Regions from separate parts of the Homo sapiens genome. Here regions 2, 3 and 4 are each linked to region 1. Evidence: chromatin contacts called from ENCODE Hi-C or POLR2A ChIA-PET data. All regions are on one chromosome and are shown on one strand. Each heading gives the region's core, a stretch centred on a gene start or an enhancer-like site at or near the end of the contact. The rest is flanking DNA. Distances are from core to core; before and after follow the strand shown. Region 1 holds the start of LINC01560 (long intergenic non-protein coding RNA 1560). Region 2 holds the start of SLC9A7 (solute carrier family 9 member A7). Region 3 holds the start of JADE3 (jade family PHD finger 3). Region 4 has its middle 18 kb from the start of SPACA5.

Region 1 (7,259 bases), core at 3,187-5,686:
CTACTTGGGAGGCTGAGGAAGGAGGATCATTTGAGCCTGGAAGGTTAAGGCTACAGTGAGCTGTGATCATGCCAGTGAACTTCAAGGCAAGATCCTATCTCAAAAAATAAAAATAAAAGAGAAAAGTACAAAAATAGGTTATTCCTATACTAGCAGTAACCAGATGGGACTAGCAAAAATAAGTCTTAATGACAACAAAAATATAAATATGCAAAAAATAAATTTAACCAAAAAAGATAAAAAGATGATGGATTTATAAGAAGAAAAATTATAAATATCATTGCAGCATATAAGACGTAATCAAACAGACACATAAAATCCCTAGATACAAAGAAAGGCTTAATGTAATAAAAACATTAAATCTCCCCAACTATTATATTCATATAAATATAATTCCAATAAAATCATAATAGTTTATTTATTTTTTTTTTTGAGACAGAGTCTTGCTCTGTCACCCAGGCTGGAGTGCAGTGGCACGATCTTAGCTCATTGCAACCTCTGCCTCCCGGGTTCAAGCAATTCTCCTGCCTTAGCCTCCCGAGTAGCTGGGATTACAGGCGTGCGTCACTGTGCCAATTTTTGTATTATTAGTAGAGATGGGGTTTCACCATGTTGGCCAGGCTGGTCTTAAACTCCTGACCTCAAGTGATCTGCCTGCCTGGGCCTCCCAAAGTGCTGGGATTACAGGTGTGAGCCACCTCACCCAGCAATAGTTGAGGGTTTGCTTTTTTTTTTTTTTTTTGAGAGAGTCTCACTCTGTTGCCCAGGCTGGAGTGCAGTGGCGTGATCTCTACTCATTGCAACCTCCACCTCCTGGGTTCAAGCAATTCTCCTGCCTCAGCCTCCCAAGTAGCTGGGATTACAGGTGCCTGCCACCACGGGTGGCTAATTTTTTTATTTTTTAGTAAAGACAGGGTTTCGCCATGTTGGCCAGGCTGGTCTCCAACTGCTGGCCTCAAGTTATTTGCCCACCTTGGGCTCCCAAAATGCTGGGATTATAGGCATGAGCCACCTCGCCCAGTCACAACAATTTAGTTTTGCTGTGTTTTTGTTTTTTTTTGCGGGGGGTGGGGGACGGGTTGGTAGCATTCATTTTTGATTAAATGATTTTAAACTTCAGAGAATTCCTAGAAAATAAATTTGCAAGAACAAAAATCCCTTGAAATCAAATAGACTACAGACACAAAATAGAGTTCAGGTCAAGCTAAGCATATTTGTGAACTTATATGACAGAAGCAATATTTAATTCAGTGGTTACAAGGTGGTGTGTTTCATAAATGGTGCCAACTGGCAATACTGAATTTTACCTCATCCTGGTGAGCAGTGCAGGTCAAGAAATCCCCTTACTCCAAAGGGAAAATGGCTTTTCTGGAAAATGGCTTACTGCAAAGAACCATCCTTCCCCATATGACTTAGAAGTCACGGATGTCCCCTGTTTACCTATGAGAAGGCCAGACACCCACTCTCCAAATTCCCATTCTTTGCCTCATAGATGACAAGCCTAACTGCTTGTCTCCACTGATCAATTGGAACAAAATGCTCTTTAGCCAAACTTGAACCAGGCTTCTTTCCTACAAGCTCCTAACTCTGCTTGCCCCCGAGCCTGGGCAAGCATCAAAAAAAGTCGAAATTCCTCCCCTCCCAATGGACCCTGCTTCTCAGCTTCTCCTGGGAATGGGCGCACCACTGTGGGACAATTTCCTGGCAGACCCCACTGGCCATTCCCCCTTGTTTGTGCAGCTTCCTTTCCACAGATTCTGCTTATCTCTGCCTGCCTCCTTACCCTCTACAAGAAAAGCCTTTTTCTGTTTGGTTTCAAGATGCTCTCAGGTTTCTGAGATGGGAGCATTCTCCCTTTTGCAATAGTCTGTCTTTCTAATTAAAGTCTCTTTTTATTTGACACAGAAAAAAGTGTGACACAGGCTTCTTGTTCAAGCTTGATCTTGATTTCATACCATATACCAGAGTAAATTCCAACTAGATTAAAGTAGAAAAAATTAAAGCAATAAAAACACTGAAATACATGTTAAGATTATCTTTCTATCTGGAATAGGGAAGTGAAACTAGGCAAGATGGGATATACAAAAGCCATAAAAGAAAGTTTAGACATATCTGATCAGAGGCTACATTTCACTAGTTACATATTACACATACAATTTTTCTTTCTTTTTTTTTTTTGAGATGAAGTCTTGCTCTATCACCCAGGCTGGAGTGCAGTGGCCCGAGCTCAGCTCACTGCAATCTCCACTTCCCAAGTTCAAGCGATTCTCCTGCCTCAACCTCCCGAGTAGCTGGGATTACAAGCGCCCAACACCATGCCCGGCAATTTTTTTTTTTTTTTTTAGTTGAGATACCACGCCTGGCTATTTTTTTTTTTATTTTTAGTAGAGATGGGTGCTGGGATTACTGTGCCCAGCCCATATAAAATTTTTCTAATTGCACATTTAAAAAAACATAAAATGCAAAAGACAAAAAGAGTTTAGGGAAAAATACTGCAATGTAACTGACAGATGGTTAATATCCTTAATGGACAAAGATGTTAATATCTCTAATGTAATATCCCTAATGTACAGTGTAACTGACAGACTGTTAATATCCCTAATGTACAATGTAATTTGTACACTGTTTACAAATTGATACGAAAAGGAAAAATCACCCTAAAGAAAACTGGACAAAGGATATGAACATTTGCAAAAGAGAAAAGCCAAATGGCCAATAGACCAAAACAATCCTCAATTGCACAAAGTAGTCAGAAAAATACAAAATTAAAGACAGCATCAACATCCAGCGCTGGAGGGGATTTGCCTTAATGAACTTAATGATTTTGCTGGTAGGACTAGGAAACTTTATAATCTTTTGGGGGAAGGAATTTGGCTATATCTATTCAGTAATGAAACCTGCAGTTAATAATAAAACTTCAAAACATAGGAAGCAAAAATTGAATAGCACAAGGAAAACCTGCCAGTACAGTCTCTCTCTCTCCTCTCTCTCTTTCTCCCTGCCACATCACCCCCAGTTGACAAGCTGAAGGGAATTATCAGGAAACACACATTTTAAAAGGCCCAACGCACAAGCTTGAACCAATAGAGCCGCAGAGTACGATAAATCCAACAACTAGAAGATACAGTGTTTTCAATCAAGGCACAAAACCATTTTTGAAAGCTGGCCTCGTACTTGAGCCTTAAGGCAAGTTTCATCAAATTTCAAACTCAACGTTCTTGGGCCACAAGGCAAATGGGCTTAGAAATCACTAACACAGGGATTAACTTCTTGTTCGTTTGCGGAAATGCAAAATGGTGTTAAGACCTGTAACATTTTCTGCAGTCCCTCTAAATTCCTTCTTTGAATAATCGATTCCTAGAACAGGACGCGACGGACCAAGCTGGGTCAAACTGCCGACAGCTCCATTGGGCAGCATGTCCACCCCTGATGACCAAATCCCACCAAACGTGCAGCTGGCACTCGGCCGCCTTTGTTTCCTTCCCCTAGAATAAAACTCCGCTGCTTTCCCACGTTCCTGGAGCAGCAGCCGGAATAAAGCGCCCATGGCCTTGCCCTTTGAGTCTCGGAGGATGTTTGCCACTCCAACAATGGACTTTTAAATAATTCAGGGGTCAAAAGGCGTGTGTGGGGGGGGGAGAAAAGTTACAAATCAGCACTTGAAACCGAACACAAACAAAAATCAAACAAATCCGAACTAATATAACAAATCAAAACTTTGATCTTTAGAAGAAAACTTCAACCTTAATGCTTCCAGGAGGAAAGCAGAAAGGATAATGACTGAATTGTGAAAACGAGCCAAAATGTTCCACCACTGATGTCACACACACCTATGACTCCCTGCACAGATCCACGGTCCCGGGCGCTGAATCCCCGCAACCCTCTGCGCCCACAGAGGTTAAACTCTCGCTGCTGGCGACTTCCGCTTCCTGGCCTAAATCTGACACGCACGACTCCCCCCGCGGCAACTGCACAGGTTCGGTGACAGCCGAGACGCCGAGTGTTTCCCGCAGCCGGCCGGGGTCCAGGTCGGAAATGTAGCCAGTGGGGCCGCCAGGTGGGCTCCAGACGCGGTGGGCGCGGGGTCCCGGCCGCCGCGGGAGAGGGGTCGCCGCGTCCCACAGAGCAGTGCGGCGGCAGGGGCGGGGGCGGGTGCGTCTCGCGACCTGCTCCTGGGGGTGGGGGCTGGGCGATATTTAAAGAGGCGGAGGCTCCCCGGTAGGGACGGCCTGAGGCCGAGGGCACCCTGAGGGCGGAAGAGGCAAAGCGCCTCGCCCGCCGGGGCCTCGGAGGTGACTAACTCCTAGAGGCTGCGGCGGAGGGGAGAAGCCTGGTGGTACATTCCATGGCCCAGTGCCTCGGCCACTGGAAAATCCCACAGGGGTATATCGAGTAGGGGACCGCGGGCTCCGCGGCAGAAATGACCGCCCTTCCAAGATGGCGGCTCCCGTAGAGACACTCCCAAGGAGACAGCCATGTTCCTTGCCTGAGAGTCACTGAAGGAAATTGGAAAGCCCGCCTCTCCTTCGACGCACACGCGCACGCGCACGCACGCACCGGCGCGGTGTAAGGGCACCCACCAGGTGTAATTGTGGGCGAGCGGCCGCTTCGGAGCTGACACTAAGCATGTGCAGATCAAGTCCAGAAGCGCCGGGGTTCCTCGAAGCAGTTTTCAGGACTTAAGGCTCTGGGAGTGAGTTTAACAGACGGACTTAGGGCCACTTAAGCATTGAGATAAATATGGAGATGTTATGACATGGATCAAGCATTAAGATAATTATGGGGATGTTATGACATGGATTTTGTACTCGAAGATGCTCAGTAGGATGAGTAAGGAGGCTTCTCTGGGGTCATTTATAGGGAGGTGCAGAATGAGTGATTGGGGTTTGTGGGTGAGTGATGGGTCACTAGAGAAAGTTGATGGGTAGCCTGTGGGATGAGTGTTGGGGACACCGGAGTGAATAATAAGGGGGTCTGTGGGGTGAGTGATACAGGGTCTCTAGGGTGAGTGATAAGGTATATGTGAGATGAGTGATGAGAAGTCCGTGGGGGTAAGAAAGGGCTGTGCGGGGTGACTACTGGAGGTCTGTGAGGTGTGGGATGGGGTTTATTGGGTGATTGACCAAGGTTCCTGCTGGGTGAGTGATGCGTTTCTTTGGGACTAGTGATGGGGGGCTGTGGAATCAGATATGCAGCTTCCTGGGGTCAGTGATAGGTGGTCTTTAGGTCTGAGATGAGGTTATTTCAAAACCTACTTTTGACTTTGTTGGTCCTCCTGTATCTTTGTTTCTCTGTCATTAATATCTGCCCTTAACTTCGTTATTTCTTTTCTGTTTTTTAATTTTGTTCTCATTTTTAAAGTCCTGAATTTAATGCTTATCTTACTATCCAGTCATTTTATTTTATAATATAAACATTCAGTTTATAAATTTTTCTCTAAGAACACTTTAGCTCCGTGTCACATGTTTTGTTGTGGTTGCTGCTGTTCGGTTTTATTTTGTTTTGAGACAGGGTCTCACTCTGTCGCCCAGAGATGGAGTGCAGTGGCACGATCATGGCTCACTGCAGCCTCAACCTCCTGTGCTCAGTCGATCCTCCCAACTTAGCCTCCCAAGTAGCTGGAACTATAGGCATGTGCTGCCACACCCACTAATTTTTTATTTTGTGTAGACACGGGGTCTCACTATGTTGCCCAGGCTGATTTTTGTTTTAAAGATACAAGAATCTCTCTCTGTTGCCTAGGCTGGAGTGCAGTGAAACCATCATGGCTCATTGCAGCCTCAACCTCCTAGGCTCAAGTGACCCTCCCACCTCAGCCTCCCAAGTTGCTAGGACTACAGGCAGGCTTGCCCAGCTAATTTTTAAATTTTTTGTAGAGATTGGGGTCTTGCTATGTTGCCCAGGCTGGTCTTGAACTCCTTGGCCTCAAGCAATCCTCAAGTAGTCCTCCCACCTCATCCTCCCAAAGTGCTGGAACTACAGGCGTGAGCATCTGACCCACAAGTTTTGATATGTAGCATCTCCACTATAGTTTCCTTCTAATGTTTTCTAATTGCAGTTGCAATGTTCACTCTTACCACTGGGTTATTTAGATATGAGATTTTGATTTCCCAAAACGTTGACATTTTTGTTATTGATTTCTAAATTGTGGTTAGAGGCTGTCACCTGAGTGATCATTACGTGCAGGAATGATGCTTTTAAGTTCAATACATACCACCAAACTACTTTCCAAAACTTTTGTAAAATTGGAACTCCCACCAGCAACATATGAGAAGGCTTCTTCCAAAATCCTGTTCCACATTGGATTTTTTTTTAATTTACCCCATTCTGAGGGCCAAACACAAGGGTATCTAGTTTGCCTTGATGTGCGTTTTCCTGACAACTAGTGACTGAACATTATTTCATTCTTATTGGCCATTGAAATATATATTTAAACTTTTTCATATCCTTTGCCCTTTTTTTCCTTTAGGTGGTTTGTCTTTCTTACTAATTTGTGAATATTAACCTATATTGTAACTATATTTCCTCTATCTCTATATTTTGACTTTGAAAGGTGTCTTCACATTTGATTTTTAAAAAATCATCTATTAAGATATATCTGCCTTTTTCCTTTACAGGTTCTGAGTGTCTTGTCTTGCCTAGTGACTTCCTCATTTCATGTTCAAACAAATACGCCTTAAATTTATTTTTAATATATTTATTTCAATTTTTTAAAGTTAAATTTTAATCTAACTGGAATTTATTTTGGTGTATGGTATGAGATGGAATCAGTTCGTATATTCCATTTGGATAGCTAATTTTCCAGCACCAGTCGTTAAATGAATACCCTTTTCTAATTCAATTAAATGTCACTTTTGTCACATAAGTTCCCAAATGTGTATTGTTTTATTTCTGAACTCTGTTTAGTTCTTCTGATATATGTATCTACTCCTTTTTAAAAAATCATATTGACTTTAGAAATAGTTTTAACATCATGTAGAACTAGTCCCCCTTGCTTTCTTTTTGGTTGCTTTAATTAATTTTCTTGTGCGTTTATTCTTCTTCTTTTTTTTTTGAGATGGAGTCTTGCTCTGCTGTCACCTAGCCTGGAGTGCAGTGGCGCAATCTTGGCTCACTGCGACCTCCACCTCCCGGGTTCAAACAATTCTCCTGCCTCAGCCTCCCAAGTAGCTGGGACTATAGGCGCGTGCCACCCTGCCCAGCTAATTTTTGTATTTTTAGTAGAGACGAGGTTTCACCATATTGACCAGACTGGTCTC
Region 2 (7,259 bases), core at 1,834-4,333, 720 kb after region 1:
TGAAACTTTGCCCATGTCTTGGGCCAAGCATCAGGACAGAGAGAGTGAAAAAATATATATCATTGAGGTTTTGGCCCCACTGTCTTGGGACCAGAGCTACTTCAAACAGAGAGGAAGGTTCTCCCCTCCCTTAGCATTTTTTGGGTGCTTGAAGGTATTGCTGTCTCCATTGTCACTGTTGACTGAGGTGCCACAGTGGGATTGCTTATTGGCTAAAATGTAAGAGAATGGAGAAAAGAAAAAAAATGGCACATTTCTCCTACTTTCTCTGAATATTAGGAGACCAATTTTCTGCTTTTCCTGGAGCTCTCTCTGTCCATGTTGATGCTCCCTTCCGGGTGTTAAGCTGCCTTGAGTCCAGTCTAGTGGAGACTGGAGGAAAAAAATGGTAAACTCACCGCCAGTTCAGTTTTACTTCAAATTCTGTTGTTTTTCCTCAGTTTATGTGGTACAATTTACTTTCCAGAGTCCTCAAATAGTTGCTGCATGCATTCTGTTCACATTTTATAGCTGTATTCAGTAGCAGGTAATGGGTTTAGTGTGATTATTCTGTGTTAACTGAAATCAGAACTCCTGTATTATATAGGTTAGTTTTCACACATAAATATGTAGAGATAATGGAGTGTTTTCTTTGGTGTGTATTTGTGAATGGTTGGGACTAGTCTTTTCATACTCTACCCAAGGGAACTACTTTACATAATAAATACTCTTCTGGTTATCTATTGCTGTGGAAGAAACCACCCTCAAACTTAGTAGCTTAAAATAACACCAATCATTTTATTATGCTACAGTTGCAGATGTTGGTTAGGTTCAGCGACATGGTTCTTGCTTGGGGCCTCTCATATGTCTACAGTAAGATGGTGGCTGGGAATGAATTGATTTGAAGACTCATTCATTCACATGTGTGGCATTTGGGCTGGGAACACTCAAAAAGTTGGGTCTCCTGTGGCATCTACCTCTATTGCTACATGGTCTCTCTACATGGTTTCTTCAGTATGTCAGCTTCCAGGTAGCTAGATTTCTTTGTCTGTTTGTTTGTTTTTTTGTTTTTGGAGGCAGGGTCTCACTCTGTCACTCAGGCTGGAGTGCAGTGGTGCAATCTTGGCTCACTGCAACCTCTGCCTCCCAGGTTCAAGTGATTCTCGTGCCACCACCTCCCAAGTAGCTGGGATTACAGGCACACACCACCACACCCGGCTAATTTTTGTATTTTTAGTGGAGACAGGGTTTTGCCATGTTGGTCAGGCTGGTCTTGAACTCCTGACCTCAGGTGATCCGCCCGCCTTGGCCTCCCAAAGTGCTGGGATTACAGGCGTGAGCCACCGTGCCCAGCCTAGCTAGAGTGGAAAGTGACAGAATGAAACAGGCAGGAGCTAGATTACCTTTTATGACCTAGCCTCACAAATCACATAATCTCCATTACCACATTATATTCTTTGAGGGAGTCACAAAGGTCCACTGAGGTTCAAGGGGAGGGAACATAGATGCCCCTTCTTGATGGGGGATGGTAAGGTTCTGGGATTGGAAATATGATTGTGGCCATCTTTTTAAAAAATACAATCCGCCACAAATACTAAGAAGTCTGTACTTTTAAGGTAGCTCCTGAGTTGCCCTTTTCTAAAGAGAGAAATTCTGTCCTTGAGTACTGGGCACCCAAAGGGGCATAATATTATGACCAACACAGTGCCCATCCAGGTTTTAAGTATTTGCAATTTTATTGGAAACCTGTGTGGAACTTCAAGGTATACGGATGTTTGCAGGGGCTGAGTGACTGCCTAGAGGAGTTGGGAAAGGGGCTAGCTAAAATGTAGATGAAGAGATTTCCCTGCTTTAAAGAAACCACTAAACAGCTTTGGCAGAGTGCTCACCTACAGGGGAACCAGGAAGGCTGCAGTACTCCAAAGAGTTTTCTTACCTAATGCTACCTCTACCCTATTATTTCATTTGGTTAAGCATCACCTTCTTCAATGAATCCTCTTAAAAATGCAAACTCCCCTGGGAGCGAAAACATGGGCAGTTTTGGTAGAGATTTCAGAGTGGTTCAATAAACACATGAGTACAGTGCTAAGCACTGGGAACTCAGTGATTAATCTGATCTTGTTTCTTCCTTGACCAGAGGAGCAAGGTGGATTGAAGATTCTAGTTTTCCTGAGAATTTGTTCCAAGAGGCTTCATCCTTCAGAGTCCACGCCATAATTTTGTTCAGAGCTGGGTTTGGTCTTAAGAGTCATTAAAAGACTCTCTGAGCTACCAGGTGAGCAACATAAAAGAAAGGGTCATCAGGGTAACCCCCACCCCCCACCACCACCTTAGGACCAGCTACTGCTCATCTACCAGGAATGGCAAGCGTTCAGTTCCTTCTGGTTCAACCCTATTCCCCAAGGGGATTAGTAGCACAGCGCAGACGAAGTCTATTCCCTCAAGTGAGGAAGGAGATACTTCAATGCCCTCCCCCGATTCCAACTCCTTATCAGTCCTCACATTTGAGTCTGATGAGAACAGAGGTTTGAATGAAACCTAGCAGATTCTGGGGCTGGAAGGGCAACCTGAGAGATGAGGAAAGAGAGGTGTAGGGGCTAACGTGGCTTCGGGGCTGCTCGGTTCACTGACAGCCCCCACTTTACTGGGCCCAGGGCGGCTGCACACTGGCCTGAGATTAAACACTTCGCCGTGGCGCCAGAGACGGGACTCGAGACCGCAAGGCTAGTCACTCCAAGCCGATGCTCCCGCTAGGCGCCGGCGACCTCTGGCGTCCCCTTTCGGAAGTGCGGCGGCGGCTGCCCATGAACTGGCCCCACGACCCCAGACTGCCTGGGCAGGTGCGCCAGGACGGGGTGAGAAGCGCAGAGAGGCAAGCAGCCGGCGGCCGGCCCGCAGACCCGAGGGCAACACCCGGCCCCGCCTGGGTGGCTCGGTTGGCCCGCGGGGCGGTGCGGCGTGGCGCGGCCGGGGGACGAACAGGTGCGCGGGCGGGGGGCGGTGCTTGGGGATCCTGCGCACTGCGCGCGCCCCTCCCCCGCGCGGCCCCGGGCGCAGCCCCGGCCCGGCGCGAGTAGGAGGAGGAGCTGCAGCGGCCACGGCCACTCCGGCAGGTCCGCGGTGCTGCCAGAACCCGCCGACGGCGCGGGCTGCTGGTCCCCGCTCGGAGGAGGCGCGGGGGGCCCCGGGACCATGGAGCCTGGTGACGCGGCGCGCCCTGGCTCGGGTCGGGCTACCGGGGCGCCGCCGCCGCGGCTGCTGCTGCTGCCGCTGCTGCTGGGTTGGGGGCTGCGAGTCGCGGCCGCGGCCTCGGCCTCCTCCTCTGGGGCGGCGGCGGAGGACAGCAGCGCCATGGAGGAGCTCGCTACTGAGAAGGAGGCGGAGGAGAGCCACCGGCAAGACAGCGTGAGCCTGCTCACCTTCATCCTGCTGCTCACGCTCACCATCCTCACCATCTGGCTCTTCAAGCACCGCCGGGTGCGCTTTCTGCACGAGACCGGGCTGGCCATGATCTATGGTGAGCACCCCTGTTACACCCCCCGCCCTCCACACCCCTCGGCCGCCGCGCTCCTCCTGGCGCCGCGCGGTGCTCCCCCTTCACTTGCCAACGTGTTCCGTTTCTTTTACGTTTCCCGCTGCGACGGTGTTGGTTCCCAAGGTCAACTGTCTGCATTTTCTGGCTCTCTGCTACCGTTAAAAACAATTCCACCCCTATTCCACGTTTCTGCATTGGGAACCCAGGAAAATGAAAGGGACAGAGGTGGTCCGGTTCCGTCTGCCCCGTTCGGTCTCTGTTGCAAACCTCTTACCCACCACCTCCCGCTCCAGTTGAGCTCGATAGGGTGTGTGTGCCTGCGTGGTGGCTGGAGGTGGGTGGCTTCCCAGGTGACTGCATCACCTCAGGGGACAGGCCACAGTAGGGAGTGGGGACGAAGTCTGAAAGTGTCTTTGCTTGGGTATGGGTTAGTGGGGCCTCTTGGACGCCACATCCATGGTCAGCCTGGGTGGGTACCCACTCCTGAGGTCCACATTCCCAGGTCTCTTAATGATAAAGTCAGAGCATGAAGTGTGGTGAAAGGTGAGCAGTGGTCCAGGACCCAGAGTGGGTGGCACCACCATGTCAGGCCTGGACGAGGAGACAGGCACGCCTCCTGCTCTTATGTCCCGAGTGGAAAGTTATACCCAGTTACTTGCTTTCTCAAACGAAGAGGAGCTTTTGTATTCCTAAGACGGTAACAGGGAGTGAGTTTGAGATACATTTCCGAATGTATGAAGGGGAAAAGTCGTGGTTTTAATTCCGGAGTCAGCCATCTTTTGTTGTTAGGGGTGGGCTGATGCTACCATCCTTTTCTAGATTTAATGGTACACAGTGTGTTACATGCACAGTGGTCAGTACAAATCTCCCTTTATTACATGGATGTCAGCCATAATCTGAGTCATCCCTCTTCCTCTTCTGTGCCCCCTGCCTCCCCCCTCGCCCTGCCCATGACTCCAAAGTGGAGTCAGGTATTCTCTTTTTGAATGTAATTCAGTGGTGTTAAAGCCCCTGAATTGGCATCCTCACACGAAATAGACGAGCCACTTCATGATTGTTCCCAACGGGGAAAATTTTATTTTATCACATATACTGAGGGATTTCTTTATTCAGTTTCCATCCAGGTGCCCTGATAGAGAATGGAAAGCAGAAACCTTAACCTTTAATGTGAAAATTACCCTTGGTTCTGGGCCTTGCTTCTCATGTTTCTTGATTAGTTGTTGACAGCCGGGGCTCATGGCCACCAGGCCCTCGCAGCCAAACCGTGTAAGGGGCAAGCGCTGTTAAGAGCCCTCCAGTTTTGATGAAGTAGTGACCTACACAGATCTTGAAACAGGACCAGGTCTAAAACCGAGTTTGGTGATTGCGAATTATAGGTCTCAACACAGACTTTGGCCTCCATCCCTGACCGTTGTTGAGCTCTGTGGTTTGTGTCAGTTGGTGATAAATGACTGATGCCAGGCCTGCAGGTAAGCTGGGAGGTTTCCTGAGAAGACAGACAGGGGGGAATTGAAGCACGTGGTCATTGCAGGTGATTGACTCCAAGCCATGATGCAAATGAAAATTGCCTTTATATAGATAACCGTGAAAATATTTTTATTTAATAGGCCCTAGACCCAGTTTCTTAAAGGACAATGTGAAATAGGAGGTAGATTTGTCAGATTCGTAAACACATGCTCAAGGGATGGAAAATAAATGGGGATTTGAAAATATATTTTCTGGAGAGTACTCCGTGTTCTGAGGAGTTCAATCACCTTTATCTTAAGGCTTAAAGACAACAGTGGAATTTTCCTTTGCTGATACGTACTTTTAAAACTCACCTCCATCTTTCAGCCATTTGGTTGTGCTACAGTGTACTGTTTTATTTTGTGAACAATCAAGTTACAAATCTAGTGTAACTGATGGCTGTTCAGAAAAGGCAATATCATCTCAGCATTCCTGTGTAATTTTGTTCTATATCTTTGAGTATTAGTGTTTCTTTAAATGTATAAAGAAATTTAGTTTGTCAATATGTGATGTCTCAGGTTATGCCAAATATTAATATTTTAAGGACTGTCTGTAATTGTGAGAAAACATTTCTTCTTTCTCTCAGGTATGTTTGGTCTTCTACTGCAAGGTCCCCCTAATCTGAATTCTAATGTCATGTGATTAGCTAATTATTCATAGTATACTGAAGACTATTGGGATGGGGATTTTAAACTGATCTTAAAATTCAGTTTGCAAATCTTTTAAAAAATTGTCTGCATTTAAGATGTACAACATGATGTTTTGATAAACACAATGAAATGATTACTACTGTCAAGCAAATCTTTGAACACAAGTAAATCCAGTAAAGATTTTTCAAGACTTCTCTTTTTTAATAGTAAAAAATAAAATTTGATTTCTCTATATCAATAGAGGAAGTGAGTAATTGTCCTCTTGGCTCTGAATAAGGAACGACAAAAAGACCTAAGGAAACATTTTTAAAGTATCCACTGTGTGCTGGGAACCCAACTTAATTTCTGGAGGCAAACAATTTAACTTTTAAATGTTTATGAATGAAAGAGTTCAACTGTGAATTTCAAAACTCTTTATTTTGAGAAAAAGTTTTAAAATGTAATTTCTGCCACCTTTTTGTGTTTAAGTGACACTTTAATCTGAGAAGAACAGCGTTTACATTTAAGATAAATTTATATATATATAAATTTATATATTTGTTGGTATAGTCGTAAAATATCTCTGGAAGGACATGCAATAGATGAGTAACATTGGTTTCCTTGGGGGAGAGGAACTAGATGGCTGTGAAATAGGAGTGGGAGGGAGAGGTCACCATATAACCTTGTATGCTTCTTGGTCTTGTAATAGCTTTTTTTTTTTTTTTTTTCCAAGACGGAGTCTCACTCTGTCGCCCAGGCTTGAATGCAGTAGCGCAATCTCGGCTCACTGCAAACTCCACCTCCCGGATTCAAGCAATTCTTCATCTCAGCCTCCTGAGTAGCTGGGATTACAGGCGCCCGCCACCATGCCCGGCTAAATTTTGTATTTTTAGTAGAGATTGGGTTTCACCATCTTGGCCAGGCTGGTCTTGAACTCCTGACCTCCACCCACCTCAGCCTCCCAAAGTGCTGGGATTACAGGTGTGAGCCACCGCACCCGGCTGTAATAGCATTTTAACGTGCTCCTCAAATCACTCAATTTGACGCCTACTTCTCCCTATTTAAATCACATTATGTTATCAATTTTCTTCATGACTTTTCAATTCTTAATTGTGCCCTTGGAGCTTTTCTGAGCCCTGTGTCTGGGATGGAGATAAAATGGGGAAAGGGGAAGAGATTTCTCTCTCTCTCTCCCTCCCTCCCTCCCTCTCTCACCCTCTCTTTCCCACTCGCTCTCTCCCTCTTTTTCCTTCCCTTTATTCCATTATCCTCAGAGAGTAGTCAATGTTACATTAGCAGTGATGTGCACAAATAGACCCCATAATAAGTGCTTGCTTGGATGCAGAGGACCTAAGGAAAATAAAAGACACACTGTGAATGCTTAACGTTTAAACAGAAAGGAACTCCCCCACCCACCAAAGGACACTTATAAGCATTCCTCCCTGACAGGCCAGGGCAGCTACAAGGGAAGGTAGCTACAGACCTAACTCCCCAGGAAGGTTGAAAGCAGCCCCCAGACCCCACCACTGGAGCTGCAAGGCAGCGGGGCCAGGCACTTGCCTGCCACCAGTCTAACCTGTTTTGTCAGGCCAGGGAGCTCCCAGCTGTCT
Region 3 (7,259 bases), core at 1,866-4,365, 570 kb after region 1:
TCCCCACCATACAAACCAGAATGTTTCAGCTTTCCCAGCCACTGTAACTGGAACAACAGAAACTTGTGAGCCATTAAAGTGTCCCCATGTTAGGAGAGTGCCAGACAGGTGTCACCTAACACTCACTTCTCACCTATATTGTGGGACAAGTCAAGATCATAGTAAATCATACCTCAATGAGAGATTTTCTTAATGTAAGACAGCATATTACCTCTGTCTTCTCAGCTCCTATTTTGTGTAAGCTCCACAAGGAGGTAGGTGCATTATGTCCCCTGATAATGCTCAGCTTCATTTTTGGACTGGCTCTCTGTAACTCTGATCAAGGCTTGTAAGAGCCCTCCCTAATGCCATGTCTTTACCAGCACCTGATGCCTCCTACCTCCCCCACCTCTTCCAAAATACTTGCCTAGTTCCAGCCAGACCTCAAAGCAGTGGGCAGAAAGAAGATATGGCTTTGTGTAGGTTAGGGGAAAAAATGGGTTGTTATGGTTGGTGGAACACAAGAGAGGGAAAAGACAAGCATTATTAAAGGAGAGGACAATACTAAACCTACAAGTCTTCAACACCCTTTCTTCTTTAACTTTCACCAATCCATACTTCTTAGCTATGATGCCAGCCCTGCACCATCACCTGTCCTGCTCCTGGGAATCTCCCCTACGGGCCTGAAGGTGGGTCACAACACTTCAGGGAGGAGTGGGAAGCCTTTCTCTACTTTTTTCTACCTATGACCAGATTCACATCGCATTGCCGAGGGCAAGCAACATGACTCAGAGAAGAGGGGAGAGAGAAAGTGTGAATTCTAGAGCCAGACTTGCACCCCTGAGTATTCCAGAATTGACTGGACAGAAAGCAAGGCAACAATATTGGGTTAAAAGCTATTCTCTAGCAAACAAAAGCATAAAGAAGAGCACAACTGGAGAAAAGGTGGCAAAGATGGTGGCTAACATCGATTGAAAGTTGAATACACGCTGGGCACTGAAACACTTCTCAACGGTCTCAGGTAATCCTTGAAGAGAGGGTATTATCCTTTTACAGTTCAAGTATTTAAGCTCAGAGCTCACTTTAAACGAAAGAGAAAATGATATGTTATGGAGGTAGAATACTCTTAGGTTAAACAAAAAAGAAAAAAAATCTATTTTTACGTATCCGAAGAGTAATCACATGATGCTACAAAAGCATGAGAACCACACTACTCAAAGGGTACGAAGGCCGGGACCCATACTCCCATTGTCTACAGATGTTTTGGAAGTATTAAACTAAATAAAAACACAATGCTTTGTTCAGACCGACTCCTCTCTCAGCCCTACTCTTTCCCCCTCCCAGCCTAGGCTGACAAGAAGTGGCTAAAGGGAAAGTATTTAACAGGAGAACTGGTCTGGGAAAGTGGATTGTGGGTTGCTTAAACTAAGCAAAGACGTTGTGCAACCAGTTTTTACCTAAATTATTTTTCATTACTTCCCAAGTTTAGAGAGCAGCAGTTCACTTTATCAGACTGAACACAGGGAATGAGGTCGCCTTTCCCTCCAGGCCACCACTGGAATCACCTTCAACACGGTTTTGACTTCTTACACAATCAGACGGCGGGAGGGGGGAATCTCATCCTCAGCTTCATAGATAAACGCACCTCACGGCACACACACACAAACAACTCGCGCACATCTGAGGCCACGGATTTCCTTGCAACTCAAAGTCGGAGAAGCGGCCAAACAAGTTTCTTGCCAAATCCCTAGTAGCCACATATGTCCCAGGGCCGCACAGCGATAAAAACTTTGAAACATGCCTCCACATACCACCATTGTGGTCACTCACTCCAGATCCCGCCACCCCCTCCTCACAAATAACAAACTCAGGCTGCCCTGTGCAATTTAAAGCTAGACTCCACCGAAGCACTGGCTCTGCTGTGAAAAGCGGGAGAAAAAGATTGAAGGCTATTAAAAAAAACAACAAACAAACAAAAAACAAAACAAAACAAAACAAAAAAACAAACTACGGCCCCCGGGGCGGAGGGAATAAAACGAACTCGAAAGCTGGAGAAAAGTTAACTTTGCCGTGCCCAGCGGTGGGAAAATTTCCCCGGAAGACTAGCAAAGCCCTCACGATTTTCCCACCCCCGGACCGCCCGACGCTCGGCGGCCACGGACCCGCAGTTCGAACAATGCCGCCAGTGGGAGGGAAAGTTCGCCAGCCCGCCGGGCGCCCGCGCTCCCGCTCCCGCCGGGTGGGCACCCGGGCTTCCCGGGGTGCCTCGCCGCACCCAGCACCACCCGTTCTCCCCTCTCCAGGCACTCGGTTCTTTCCGCCCCCCAACAGCTAAACAGCCAGGGCGCGCCCTCGCTCCCTGGAGCATCCGACCCCTGGCGGCCGACAGAGCAGGTCCTCCCGCCACGGGTCTGGCCCCGTCAGCCCCGAAGCCAGGCAAAGGGCAGGAACGGAGGAGGGGGCGCCAGGAGGGGGCACCGGAGGAAAGAGCCGCAACAGTTATGGCGCTCAATTCCTGCCCGGTGTAGCCGGGAGCTGCAGCCGAGCTCGCGCGTCCGCCCCCGCCCCCCGCCCGGGCCACCAGGCACTACCCGGGCGGGCAGAGGGGCCACCAGGCACTTTACCTCAGCCCACACACGCTCTCGGCCCCAAGGCGCCGGGGACGCCGGAGGCGACCACGATGTGGAACCGGAGCGACCCGGAGCGCGGCGAGGCCGGGCCGGGACTGTGCGCTCCGCGCCGCCCGCTTCCACTCCCGGAGGCCGCCGCTCCCGCCGCCCAGCCGGTGCGACGCCCCCAACCTCGCCCGCGCCGGGTCCGGCCTCCGCGGCGCCTACCTTCGCGCAGCTGGCTCGCGGCTCCTGCCCGGCTCCACGCCGCGGCCCGGCAATGTGCCGGGTGAGTCCGGTCGGAGTGGTAACCGCCCCCCTAACCGCTCGCTTTCTTCTCTTCCCTCCCTCGCACCTGCCCCTTAATCCCCTCCTCGCCCCCGCCCCCCGCCGGGGCCGCCCCCCGCGCCTCAGCTCCCGCCCTCGGCCCTCGTCCGCCCGGCCCGTCAGGCCTCAGCGCTGGGCAGGCGGTTGGGCGGCGGCGGCGGCTGAGGCGGCGCGGAGCACTATTGTATTCCTGACACTGTGCGCTCCCACGCTCCGCCTCTTCCCTTTCCTTCCTCCCCCAACCTCTCCTCCCACCCACCGCCGGCCGCGCTCGCCCTACCGGAGCGGCTCCCAGCCGTCTGCCCGCCGCGCGTTCTTCTGGCGGGCTGGGCGCCGTCGCCACCCGCCGCCTCGACGCCCCGCCCACTCGCCGCTCCCGCACCCGCGGCGCCGCGTTCCAGGTGGGCTCCCCTCCCGTCCAGCTGGGTGCGCCACTGCCCGAGACGCCCCAGCCCCGCCGAGCGCTAGAGAGGACGAGGTGCAGATGCCTCGGCTGTGTTGAAATACAAACTAAGCTTTTCATGGCCCCTTCCAACTCTGAAGTTCCAAAGTGGGACTCTCATACATCAACTCGGTGGCCGCTATTGATTTATGTCGCTTGTGCTTGAATTACCTGTAATAATAAAGCCAAGGTGGCTATTAACATAATTCATTTATTCAGTTGCCAGCACAGGTGGTTTGTGATGTTGTGTGGCTTTTTCGATGTGTCCACTGGTTAGGCTATCGCCCACAGTTATTTGATCGAATGCCAATCCAGGTGTTGCTCTGGAGGTATTTTGCTGATGTAATTAAAGCTCCTAATCAGTTGACTTAAAGTTAGGGAGATAATCCTGGATAATCTAGGTGGGCCTGACGGAATCAGTTGGAAAGCCTTTCAATCAGGGCTGAGGGTGCTGAGTACGTCAGAGAAAGAGAATTTCCCCTATGGATGACACCTTTGGCCTATGTCCATTGGTTCCAGCCTGCTCCTGATCTTCCCTTCCTGACTGTATGCCCTACAGATTTTGGATTTACTTGGCCACCATAATCGTCTAAGACAATAGCTTCGAAGAAATGAATGAACAGGGAGTATATATACGTATATTCCCACCACGCATTCTTCTGGCAGGCTGGGCACCGTGGGTGTATGTGTGTGTGTGTGTATATATATATGTATGTGTGTGTGTATGTATATATATATGTGTGTGTGTATATATATATGTGTGTGTGTGTATATATATATATATATATATAATTTCCTACTGGTTCTGATCCTTTGGTTGAATCCTAATATAGATGTTTAAGCAACAAACCTTTTTGGCTTACCTCTCTGGGTTTGGAAATGTGCTATATGCAACTATGATGAACTCATTCTCTTTCTTTTTTCTTTTCCTTTTTTTTTTGAGTCAGGGTCTCACTCTGTCGCCAGGCTGGAATGCAGTGGCTCGATCTCGGCTCACTGCAACCTCTGGGCTCCCTGTCACCCAGGCTAGAATGCAGTGGTGAGATCTCTTGGCTCACTGCAACCTCTTGGCTCCCTTCAACCTCCACCTCCGGGGCTGAAGTGATTCTCCCACCTCAGCCTCCCAAGTAGCTGGGACTACAGGCACATGCCACCATGGCCCAACTTATTTATTTATTTATTTATTTGGTAGAGACAGTTTCACCATGTTGCTCAGGCTGGTCTTGAATTCCTAAGCTCAAGCTATCTGCCTGCCTGGGCCTCCCAAAGTGCTAGGATTACAGGCATGAGCTACTGTCCTGGGCTATTTTCGTTTACATTTCTAGGATGAACAATAATGTAGGCTCTTTTGTATTTTGTCTGTTTTCCATGTTAAAGATCTAGTTATATTCCATAATATGGAAATGCGTGAGTTCTAAAATATTCGTAGTCCTTCAGACTTATCTCACTTTATTATACTTATTTAAAAATAATTATAGATTCATCAGAAGTTGTAAAAAAAAATGTACAGAGTGGTCCCATGTACCCTTTGCCCAGTTTCCCCCAATGGTAATAGATAACTATAATACAATATAGATATTAACATTAATACAGTCCACAGACCTTATCCAGATTTCATCAATTTTCATGCACTGATTTCTGAGTCTGTGTATATAGTTCTGTGCAATTTTAACACATTTAAATTTGTGTAATCACCACAATCAACTTTTTCTCCACCACAAAGATTCCTCCTGCTACACTTTGTAGTCACAGTCACCGCTTTCTCCTCCTCTAATTTCTGGCAACCCCTAACACGTTCTCCATCTCTATAAATTTGTCATTTCAAGAGTATTACATAAATGGAATCATACCTTTTGAAATCAGCTTTTCTTCACTCAGCATGATTTTCTTGAGATGTACCCAAGTTTGTTGCATGTCTCAATGATTTGTTGCTTTTTATTACTGAGTAGTATTCTGTAGTATGGATGTCCTACAGTTTGTTTATTCATGCATTGAAGGTCATTTGAGTTGTTTCCAATGTCTGCCTATTAAGAATAGAACTGCTATGAGCATTAATGTAGAAGTTTTTGTGTAAACATAAGTTTTCATTTCTCTGTGACAGATGCTCAGGAGTGCAATTGCTGGGTCAGATGGTAAGTGTATATTTAGTGTTACAAGAAAATGCCAAACTTTTCCAGACTATACCACTTTATATTACCACCAGCAATGTATAAGAGATCTAGTTTCTCCACATCTTTGTCAGCATTTGGTATTGTCACTATCTTTTTCTTTTAGCCATTCTAATAGGTGTGTAGTGATACCTCATTGTTGTTTTAAATTGCATTTCCTTAATGGCTAATGCTGTTGAGCATCTTTTCATGTGCTTATTTGCCATCTGTATAACCTCTTTGGTGAAATGTCCGTTCAAGTCTTTTGCCCATTTTCTAATCAGATTGTTTCCTACTGTTAAATTTTGAGAATTCTGTATACTACATTCTAGATACAAGTCCTCTGTCAGATATGTGATCTGCAAATATTTTTCCCAGTTTGTAGCTGGTCTTTTCATCCTCTTAAGAGATTTTGCAGACCAAATTTTAAATTTTGATGATGTCCAATTTATCAATTTTTGCATTTATGTATCATGTTTTTGTGTCATGGCTAAGACATCTTCATCTAGCTCCAGGTCCTGAAGATTTTCTCTTATCTTTCCTTCTATAAGTGTTATAGTTTTATATTTTACATTTAAGTGCATGATTCATTTACTTTTTATATAGGATCTAAACCTAAGGTTGAGGTTCATATTTTTGTCTATGGTTGTCTGATGGCTCAAATAAAATGACTACTTTTCCTCCACTGAATTGCTTCTGCACGTTTGAAAAAATCGATTGGGCATATTTGTGTGGGGCTATTTGTGTGGGGCTGTTTCTGGGTTCGCTATTCTGTTCTATCGATCTATGTGCCTATACCTCTGTGAATACCAGTCTTGATTACTCTAGCTATATAATAAGCCTTAACATTGGGTAGAGCACTTCCTCCCACTTTATTGTTCTTTCTCAGAATTGTTTTAGCCATTCAAGGTCATTTGCCTTTCCATATAAATTTTGGAATGAGTGTATTCTGTATCTACGAAAACCTTGCTGGGATTTTGAAAGAAATTGTGTTAAGCCTATAGATCAGTTTAAGGTGAATTGACATCTTTACTATTGTATATTGAATTTTCCAATCCATGAACACGATATGTCTATCTCTCCATTTATTTAGATCTTCCTTGACTTCTTTCGTCAGCATTTTTGAATTTCCAGCATACAGAACCTATGCATGTTTTGTTAAATATATACCTAAGTATTTCATTTTCTTTGTCATGATTGTAAGTGGTATTGTGTTTTTAATTTGTCTTCACATTCATTGGTCATTGTTAATATATAGAAATGCAATTAATTTTTATGTGTTGATCTTGTTTCCTCTGACCTTACTAAACTCACTTACTAGTTCTAGGAATTTTTCAGCAGATTCTTTGGGATTTTCTATGTAGACAATCATATTATCTGTGAATAGGGACAGTTTTATTTCTTCCTTTCCAATCTGTGCGCATTTTATTTCCTTTTCTTGCCGTCTTGTTCTAGCTAGAACATTCAGTACAATGTTGAATAAGAGTGGAGAGAGTGGACATACTTGCCTTGTTCCTTATCTTAAGGGGAAACATTGTCTTTCGCCATTAAATATGATAGTTGCAGGTTTTTTGTAGATGCTCTTTATTGAGTTGAGAAAGTACCTCTCTATTCACAGTTTGCTGAGAGTTTTTATTATGAGTGAATGCTGAATTTTGTCAAATGCCTTTTCTGCATCAAGTTATATGATCGTGTGATTTTTCTTCTTTAGCCTGTGGATATGGTAGATTACATTGATAGAATATTGATTTTTGA
Region 4 (7,259 bases), core at 1,272-3,771, 540 kb before region 1:
AGTCTGCTGGCCGTCACACTGGACCTGCACCACCCACTCTCCTGGGTTCCCAGCTTGCCAACTACAGGTCTTGGGATCTGTGGGCCTCTGGGCCCATGTGGGCCAATTCCTTACGATAAATCCCACATATCTCCACATAGACGTAGACATATCGCCTCCTATTGGTTCTGTTGCTCTGCAGAACCCTGACTAATAGATGACCTCTTCCGTGCATCTCAGGGTTCCCGCTCAACTGGGGGCCTGGCTGGTGGTGGTTTATTTGCACTATGAGGGGGCGGCCTTGCCGGTGATGTTCCTTGTGATTTAGGCCAGGTGGGGCATTGTTTTCATAACTGCAGGCAACACTGGGCTGTGAGTTTGTCCTCCATGAGATTCTATTCCATCCAGGGCAGCCATGGCCTGGTGGATTGTTTAGCCTTAGCCATCGCTGACAGAAATCAGGACTTGTACTTGTCAGGTGCTCCCTGAGAAACTACTGTGTGGGCTCAGCACTCCATTCAGCCTCCTCAGACTATAGAGTCCTCATGCCCTGCCATCTGTCACCAGATAATCCCACTGGAATGTGCAGAGCTGATGGAGGACATCTTTGGCCTCAGCTAACGTTTTCCACCGCCATTCTGCCCAGGGGGTTGTGAGGCCTCGTGTAGGGTGGGCAGCTTTCCAAGCCACCAAAATTCACAAAAATGCAAAATCCATACTGACCAGGTGTACATGGACTGCAATGCAAAGCCTCCTGGGAGTCACTCTCAGCTTCTGTACTAACTGTGCAGAATCCTTTAGTAGGGAAGCCACTTTTCCATACCGTCCTGGGGCAGCCAAGTGCTTCACTTCAGCCCCTGTCAGGTGGAGCTTGCTGTGCTCTGTTCGATACATTGTCTGTAGCTTTTTTCTTTTCTTTTCTTTCCTTTTGACGGAGTCTCGCTCTGTCGCCCAGGCTGGAGTGCAGTGGCGTGATCTCGGCTCACTGCAAGCTCCGCCTCCCGGGTTCACGCCATTCTCCTGCCTCAGCCTCCCCGGTAGCTGGGACTATAGGCGCCTGCCACCACGCCCGGCTAATTTCTTTTTGTATTTTTAGTAGAGACGGGGTTTCATCGTGTTAGCCAGGATGGTCTCGATCTCCTGACCTCATGATCCGCCCGCCTTGGCCTCCCAAAGTGCTGGGATTACAGGCGTGAGCCAGCACGCCCGGCCATCGGTAGCTTTTTCATTTGGTTCCCTGGCTAGGTCCTTACGGACAGGCAGGGGCTCCGGGTGAGACAGAGGGTGTCTCCTCCTCCAAATGAGAAATGGCCTCTCCTTCTTGACCCTCCCCTGTTGTCTCTTCTGTTTTTTTGACTTTGCTGTTGGTGACTGGCAAAGGAGAAGGTCAAGTTCCTCACTCTCTCATGGTGGTATTGTGTCGCGTCATCCTCTAGAGGGCGCCAGTCCTCTTCTCCGGGGTCTTCTACGCCTTCTGGTCTCCTCTGATGAAAGAAGATTATATGACCACAAGGTGGCGTAGCACAATAAGGGTTATTATTATTCTATGCCCCGATCATAGACTAGAGTAGACAGCCAGGCTTAATGTGGCTACTATGAATGAGAGACCTACCCTCTGGGCCGTGTCCTGGCGAGAAGCGCGCAAGCCCAACATGGGTCCCCTGGTTTGGATTCAAGAGGACAGCCACCTCCTTTGGAGTCCTGGTTGGGACAGCAATATAAACGTCTTTAGTCACGTGAAGTAACAGTTTTGCCCCACCTCAACAAATTTGGGGTCTTGATATTGCTCCGGAAAGGAACAGAAATGATGTCATCTGTAATAGCAAATTCAAATGCGACAAGAACAGAGGCATGCTAGCTGTTTACAAAAGCGCCTCCCCCAGCTGTGCTTAGGGGATCCACGTCAGCCCGACATCGCTGCTTTATAGCCATGTTCACGTGTCATATGCGTCTCAGGGTACCCAAAATCACAGGGCCAACTCACGGGGCTCCTACCACTCTAGCCAGTCATGGGGTCAGGATAGCCTACCCTCAGTCCAGAGATGTGTACTCCCCCAACCTTTTGTGTTCAGACCCACAGGCCTTATAGCGCCCTGTGCGTGCCCCAGCATTTCCCTGCCTAGTGGGGCTCCAGGCGGGCAGGGTGACCTCCTTCCCCAGGCAGTTCCACACCTGATCCCAAAAGTCAGTTCTAATGAAGTGGATTCATTCAAATACTGGTGTTACTGCTTGGCCAGGCTAGTGAGGCACAGAGAAAACCCACAAATGTAGAGTATGTGACACAGCACAAAGCAGTCCCATGCCAAACTGATGCAATGGCATTCCAAGTTTAGAGTTCCACCGCTTGAGACCATCCAGGATTCTTTTACCAATTATTTGTCCTACTGTCTCCTATCTATTTCATGATTACCAGAAATCCTTCCCTTTTCCTCTTTGTCACTTACAGGGAGTTTGAGCGATTTAGGGCGCTGATGAAGGAAATAAATGACCACAAGGTGGCGTAGCACAATAAGGGTTATGGGGTGATTCTGTGACAGGTTTGCATGAAGTCCCTCACAGCCCGAGCCTGTACAGAGGTTATGGCCACTGGTCAACTATTCGGAAGGGCAGAACGACAAGGGAAGTGCTGGGGCATCAAGACGGGGGCTTATTTGTCTAGGTGATGTCATTCAGCAGCAAAGAGAAAATTCTCTGGGTCAGAGAACTCTGAAGGGCAGCAGCAGCAGCTTTGGGTATTTTATGGCCTGGGGCCTAACTTATCTATTCCCCAAAGATGAAAGATGTAGTACCAGGTTTTCTGGGGTATGTAAAGCAGGAAGACTCTCAGTGGCTAAAAATCTATGTGTTTGGGCTATTTATGAAATATTTGGGTATGTAAAAATTTGTTTGGTGCCAGCAAACTTTTGAGTTAAGGGGTCTCAGCCTGCAGTGAAGAAATAAACAACCTGGGGGTCAAACATAGAGGCCATCTTTGGCTTACTTATATAACAGTAAAGGCATAATTCATTCTATCTGGTCCTTAGAAATTCTGGCATAAAAGTTTAAGGGTAGAGAGTTATAGTAACAAGATAAGGATGCCTACTTTTGTCACTTCTATTAAAGATTGTACTCAAAGTTCTAGCCAGATAAATTTTCAGGCAAAAGAAAGAAATAAGAGATGCCCAAATTAGAAAGAAAGTAAAACTATTTCTATTCCCAGATGGTATGATTTATATATATATAGAAAATCCTAAATAATCTGCAAAAAAAACAACTGTTAGAACTCATAAACAAATCCTGCTAAATGGCAGGATGCAAGATCAACATACAACTATCAATTGCTTTTCTATACACTATCAATGAAAAAGCCAAAATGGAAATTAAGACAACAATTTTGTTTACGATAGGATAAAAAGAATAAAATACTGAGAAATAAAGTTAGCCAAGCAGATGCAAGACCTGTACAAAACATTGCTGAAAGAAAGTAAAGAAGGCCAGGTGTGGTGGCTCACGCCTGTAATCCCAGCACTTTGTGAGGCCGAGGCGGGTGGATAACCTGAGGTCAGGAGTTCAAGACCATCCTGGCCAACATGGTGAAACCCCGTCTCTACTAAAAATACAAAAAAAATTAGCCAGGCATAGTGGCGGTTGCCTGTAATCCCAACTACTCAGGAAGCTAAGGCAGGAGAATTGCTTGAACCTGGGAGGCGGAGGTTACAGTAAGCCAAGATCACGCCACTGCACTCCAGCCTGGGTGACAGAGCAAGACTCCATTAAAAAAAAAAAAAAAGTAAGGAAAACTAGATAAAAGGAAAAACTAAATAAAAAATAAAACTAAATAAAAGGAAAGTGTTCGTGGATAATTAAGGAAAACTTAACATTGTTAAGATGCCAATACTCCCCAAAGCAACCTACAAATTCAATGTAATCTCTAACAAAATCCCAAATCCCTTTTGTGCATAAAGGGGAAAGCTAATCCTAAAATTTATATGGAGTTGCAAGGGTCCCTGGATAGCCAAAACAATCTTGAAAAAGAAGAACAAATTTGGAAGACTCACACTGCCCTATTTCAAAACTTACTGCAAAGGTACAGTAATCAAAACAGTGTGGTGCTGGCACCAGGATAAACATATAGATCAATGGAATAGAATTGAAAGTCCAGAAAAAAAAAACCCATGCAGCTCAAATGATTTTTGATTAGGGTGCCAAGATCATTTAATGGGGAAAGAATAGTCCGTTCAACAGATGCACTGGAAAAATAGATATCCACATGTAAAAGAATGAAGTTGTACCATGACCCCATACCATATATAAAAGTTAACTCAAAATGGATAAAAGACCTAAATACAAGAACTAAAACTGTAAAATAACTAGAAGAAAATGAAGGAATAAATCTTCACGTCTTTGGACTTGGCAATTGTTTCTTAGATATGATACCAAAAGCATAAGTAACAGAAAAAAAATGAATAATTGGACTTAATAAAAATGAAAACTTTTGTGTATCAAATGACATTATCAGGAGAATGAAAAGACAACCCAGAGAATGGGAAAATTATAATCTGATAAGGGTATCCAGAATATATAAAGAACTCTTACAATCTAATAACCAAAAAATCCCCAGTTAACACTGGGCAAAGACTTGAATAGATATTTTTCCAAATAAGATATACATGATATACACATGGCCAATAAGCTCATGAAAAGATTTGTCATTAGTCATCAGGGAAATTCAAATCAAAACCACAATTAGATACCACTTTACATCTGCTAGGATGGCTACAATAAAAACCAACAAAACAACAAGTGTTAGAGAGGATGTGGAGAAATTGGAACCCTAATACACTGCTGGTTGGAAAGTAAAATGGTGCAGCCACTGTAGGAAACAGTTTGGTGGTTCCTCAAAAAGTTAAACACAGAAATACCACATGATCCAGCAATTCCACTCCTAGTTATATACTTAATAAAATGGGAAACAGGTAGGTATTCAAACAAAAACTTACACACCAATGTTCATAGCAGCACTATTCATAATAGCCAAAAGGTAGAAACAGCTCAAATATCTATCAACTGATGAGTGGATAAACCAAATATGGTATAGTATATCCATACAATGGAATATTATTCAGCCACAGAAAGGAATGAAGTACTGTTACTGATTAACCTTGAAGACATTATGCCACGTTAAAGAAGCCGGACACAAAAGACCACAAAGTGTATGATTCTACTTATATGAAATATCCATAATAGGCAAATCTATAGCACCAGAAAGCAGATTAAGTGGTAGCCAGGGGCTGGGGGGAAAGGGGAATAGGGAATGATTGTTTAATGGGGATGAGGTTTCCTTTTGGGGTGGTGAAGACAGCCTGGAATTAAATAGTGGTAATGGTTGCACAATACTGTGAATGTCCTAAATGGCACTGAATTGTGCAATGTAAAATAGTTAAAATAGTAAGTTTCATGTTATGTGTATTTTACCACAATAAAAAGAAAGGTGTTTATATGGGGTACAAGATGCGTGAATGGTGGCCATGAAGCAGAATGAATGAAAGAAAATGGCAGTGTGACTGAATGGCGGGAAATTGGGGGCACCGTGGGAGAGAATACATGTTAATGATTGGTAGAGTGGGAAGGAGTAGGAGCCATGAGGGGCAGAGTGAGCTGGAAGGGGAGTGATGCTGTTACTTTATATCTGAGTGGGTCCTGTGCTCCTGGAAAGCAGTCATGGTTACAAAATTCTCACAGCCCCTGGCTCCCTTTGGGGTTCCAGCAAAGGGCTAACTGCAAAAGTCCCTGGATTACCTGCTTGGGCTGCCATAATAAAATGCCACAGACTGGACGGGTTAAACCAGAAGTTTATTTGGCATAGTTCTGGAGGCTGGGAGAAGTCCAAGATGAAGGGGCCAGCTGATTTGGTTCCTGGTGAGGGTTCTCTATAAAGAAAGCCATAAGGCTTGCAGACAACTGCCTTCTTACTGTGTTTTCACATCACCTCTTTTTTGTGCAAATGGAGAGAGAGTGAGCAAACTCTTGGACGTCTGTTTTTATAAGGGCACTAATCCCATTAGACCAAGGCCCCACCCTCATGACCTCATATAGCCTTAATTACCTCCCAAAGGCCCCATCCTCAAATACCATCACATTGACAGTTTGGGCTTCAACGTATGAATGGGGGGGGGGGGGGGGAAGGGGCGCAATTCAGTCTATAGTAGTCCCTAATGTATTTACACATTCTGAGATAAGACCTATCTCTATCTGTCCTGATTGATGACTCAAGGATGACTCTTTTGCTTACCTGCCTCTATACAACCCGAGGTCTCTTTCCTTGTCTTTGGGATGTTCCTCATTAAGAAAAGTTTTCCCTATTGCAATAAGCTGAAAGGGCTCACCTGTGCATTTTCTTTCAGGTGATCAATTGGTAGAATATGATTAATAGGGGAGAGTGTTTGAGGTCCGGAACCTGATCACTGTCTGTCTCCTGTTTATTCCCCTAGGCCTCAGGGAGGCCTCATAGGACTGGGACCCTGGAATCTCCGCCCTCTCAAATCTCTCTGCAACAGTTTCCCAGGAGGAGGATGGAATGTAGTCCTGGCGGGGTCGCGATCAGATCTGTCTTCTCACCTAGTCTCCGACTAATATTCCACCTCACCTGGGCCCCTTTATCCCTGGGCTTATGTCTCCAACTCTCCCTGCGCCTATGTTTACCAATGTCACTTTCTTCACGTTTCTTTCTCCGTGGGCAGATTGTACCACACCTCCCTATTTGCACCAGTGGTATCTCCCACAACGGACTGTACCAACCTGAGCCTTCGCCACCGCTAGCTTAATAGTATCTATCTCCCTACTGTTATTTTCTTGAGAGGAGTACCAGCTCCACACGTTCTCCCCATCTCCCCACTGATACTGACCGGTGGAGGAATGTATTATCACCGGCTCTGCATCCTTTTTCCCCGGTAATAGGTACCAGGGATGTCCGTACCATTTCAGGCGTCCCCCGTCTCCGCAGTGGTATCTCCCGGCGGAGGGGTCTGTGGTCCTGAACTCAACATTTTTACATACCCGTTCTCTTGAAACCCCCCCAAACACGCCCATAATTTGCCCGTCACTAGCTTTGCACAAAGGGCCCCACTTTTATCGCCAAGTTTTCAAAGTCCTCTCGGAGTTCTATCTTTTCCAAACTTTAAAAGGCATATTACTCTCCTGTACGGAATGGTAAGGGCTGTAAAGATGCCTGCTCCCTTGACAAGCTGGTTTACTGGCACGGCCATTTTTCTTGCCAGCCAAATACGTACAATCATTGCAGT

Evidence for each region. A loop is a pair of places that touch in the nucleus more often than their neighbours do. ChIA-PET counts read pairs that join two places held with the same protein, here RNA polymerase II (POLR2A). Pooled maps may share reads with other maps.
Region 2: a loop to region 1 is called in a map of B cell, with 5 times the contacts of the local background. The contact joins the promoter of SLC9A7 here to the promoter of LINC01560 in region 1. A Hi-C loop is called at or near these places in 1 of 168 maps with a recorded cell type or tissue (B cell) and 3 of 50 pooled maps. POLR2A ChIA-PET finds 5 or more read pairs at or near these places in 1 of 52 experiments (CD4-positive, alpha-beta T cell).
Region 3: a loop to region 1 is called in a pooled map, with 5 times the contacts of the local background. The contact joins the promoter of JADE3 here to the promoter of LINC01560 in region 1. A Hi-C loop is called at or near these places in 7 of 50 pooled maps.
Region 4: a map of ascending aorta shows a loop between it and region 1 (8-fold over the local background). The contact joins the enhancer-like site here to the promoter of LINC01560 in region 1. A Hi-C loop is called at or near these places in 9 of 168 maps with a recorded cell type or tissue (A673, CD4-positive, alpha-beta T cell, CD8-positive, alpha-beta T cell and 6 more), 14 of 37 single-sample maps with no recorded cell type and 21 of 50 pooled maps.

The regions. Positions count from the first base shown.
Region 1 is chrX:47,479,893-47,487,151 of GRCh38, reverse strand. It overlaps LINC01560 (long intergenic non-protein coding RNA 1560), which reads right to left and starts at 4,436. Exons shown (of 1, transcript NR_126059.1): 1 at 1,925-4,436. ZNF41 (zinc finger protein 41) reads left to right here and starts at 3,930. Exons shown (of 5, transcript NM_001324144.2): 1 at 3,930-4,057. RefSeq lists a silencer at 3,916-4,205 and an enhancer at 4,196-4,495.
Region 2 is chrX:46,754,942-46,762,200 of GRCh38, reverse strand. SLC9A7 (solute carrier family 9 member A7) reads left to right here and starts at 3,083. Exons shown (of 17, transcript NM_001257291.2): 1 at 3,083-3,496. The coding sequence starts at 3,172. RefSeq lists silencers at 2,802-3,151, 3,172-3,311.
Region 3 is chrX:46,908,277-46,915,535 of GRCh38, reverse strand. JADE3 (jade family PHD finger 3) reads right to left here and starts at 3,115. Exons shown (of 11, transcript NM_014735.5): 1 at 2,817-3,115. RefSeq lists silencers at 2,328-2,737, 3,178-3,307 and an enhancer at 3,048-3,342.
Region 4 is chrX:48,021,038-48,028,296 of GRCh38, reverse strand. No RefSeq gene overlaps it. Among named protein-coding and RNA genes, the nearest start is that of SPACA5, 18 kb to the right of the region's middle. RefSeq lists a silencer at 7,168-7,217. Within about 2 kb of position 2,521, at least 2 of the 41 ENCODE cell types and tissues checked have a DNase peak (open chromatin) inside an H3K27ac peak, as active enhancers do.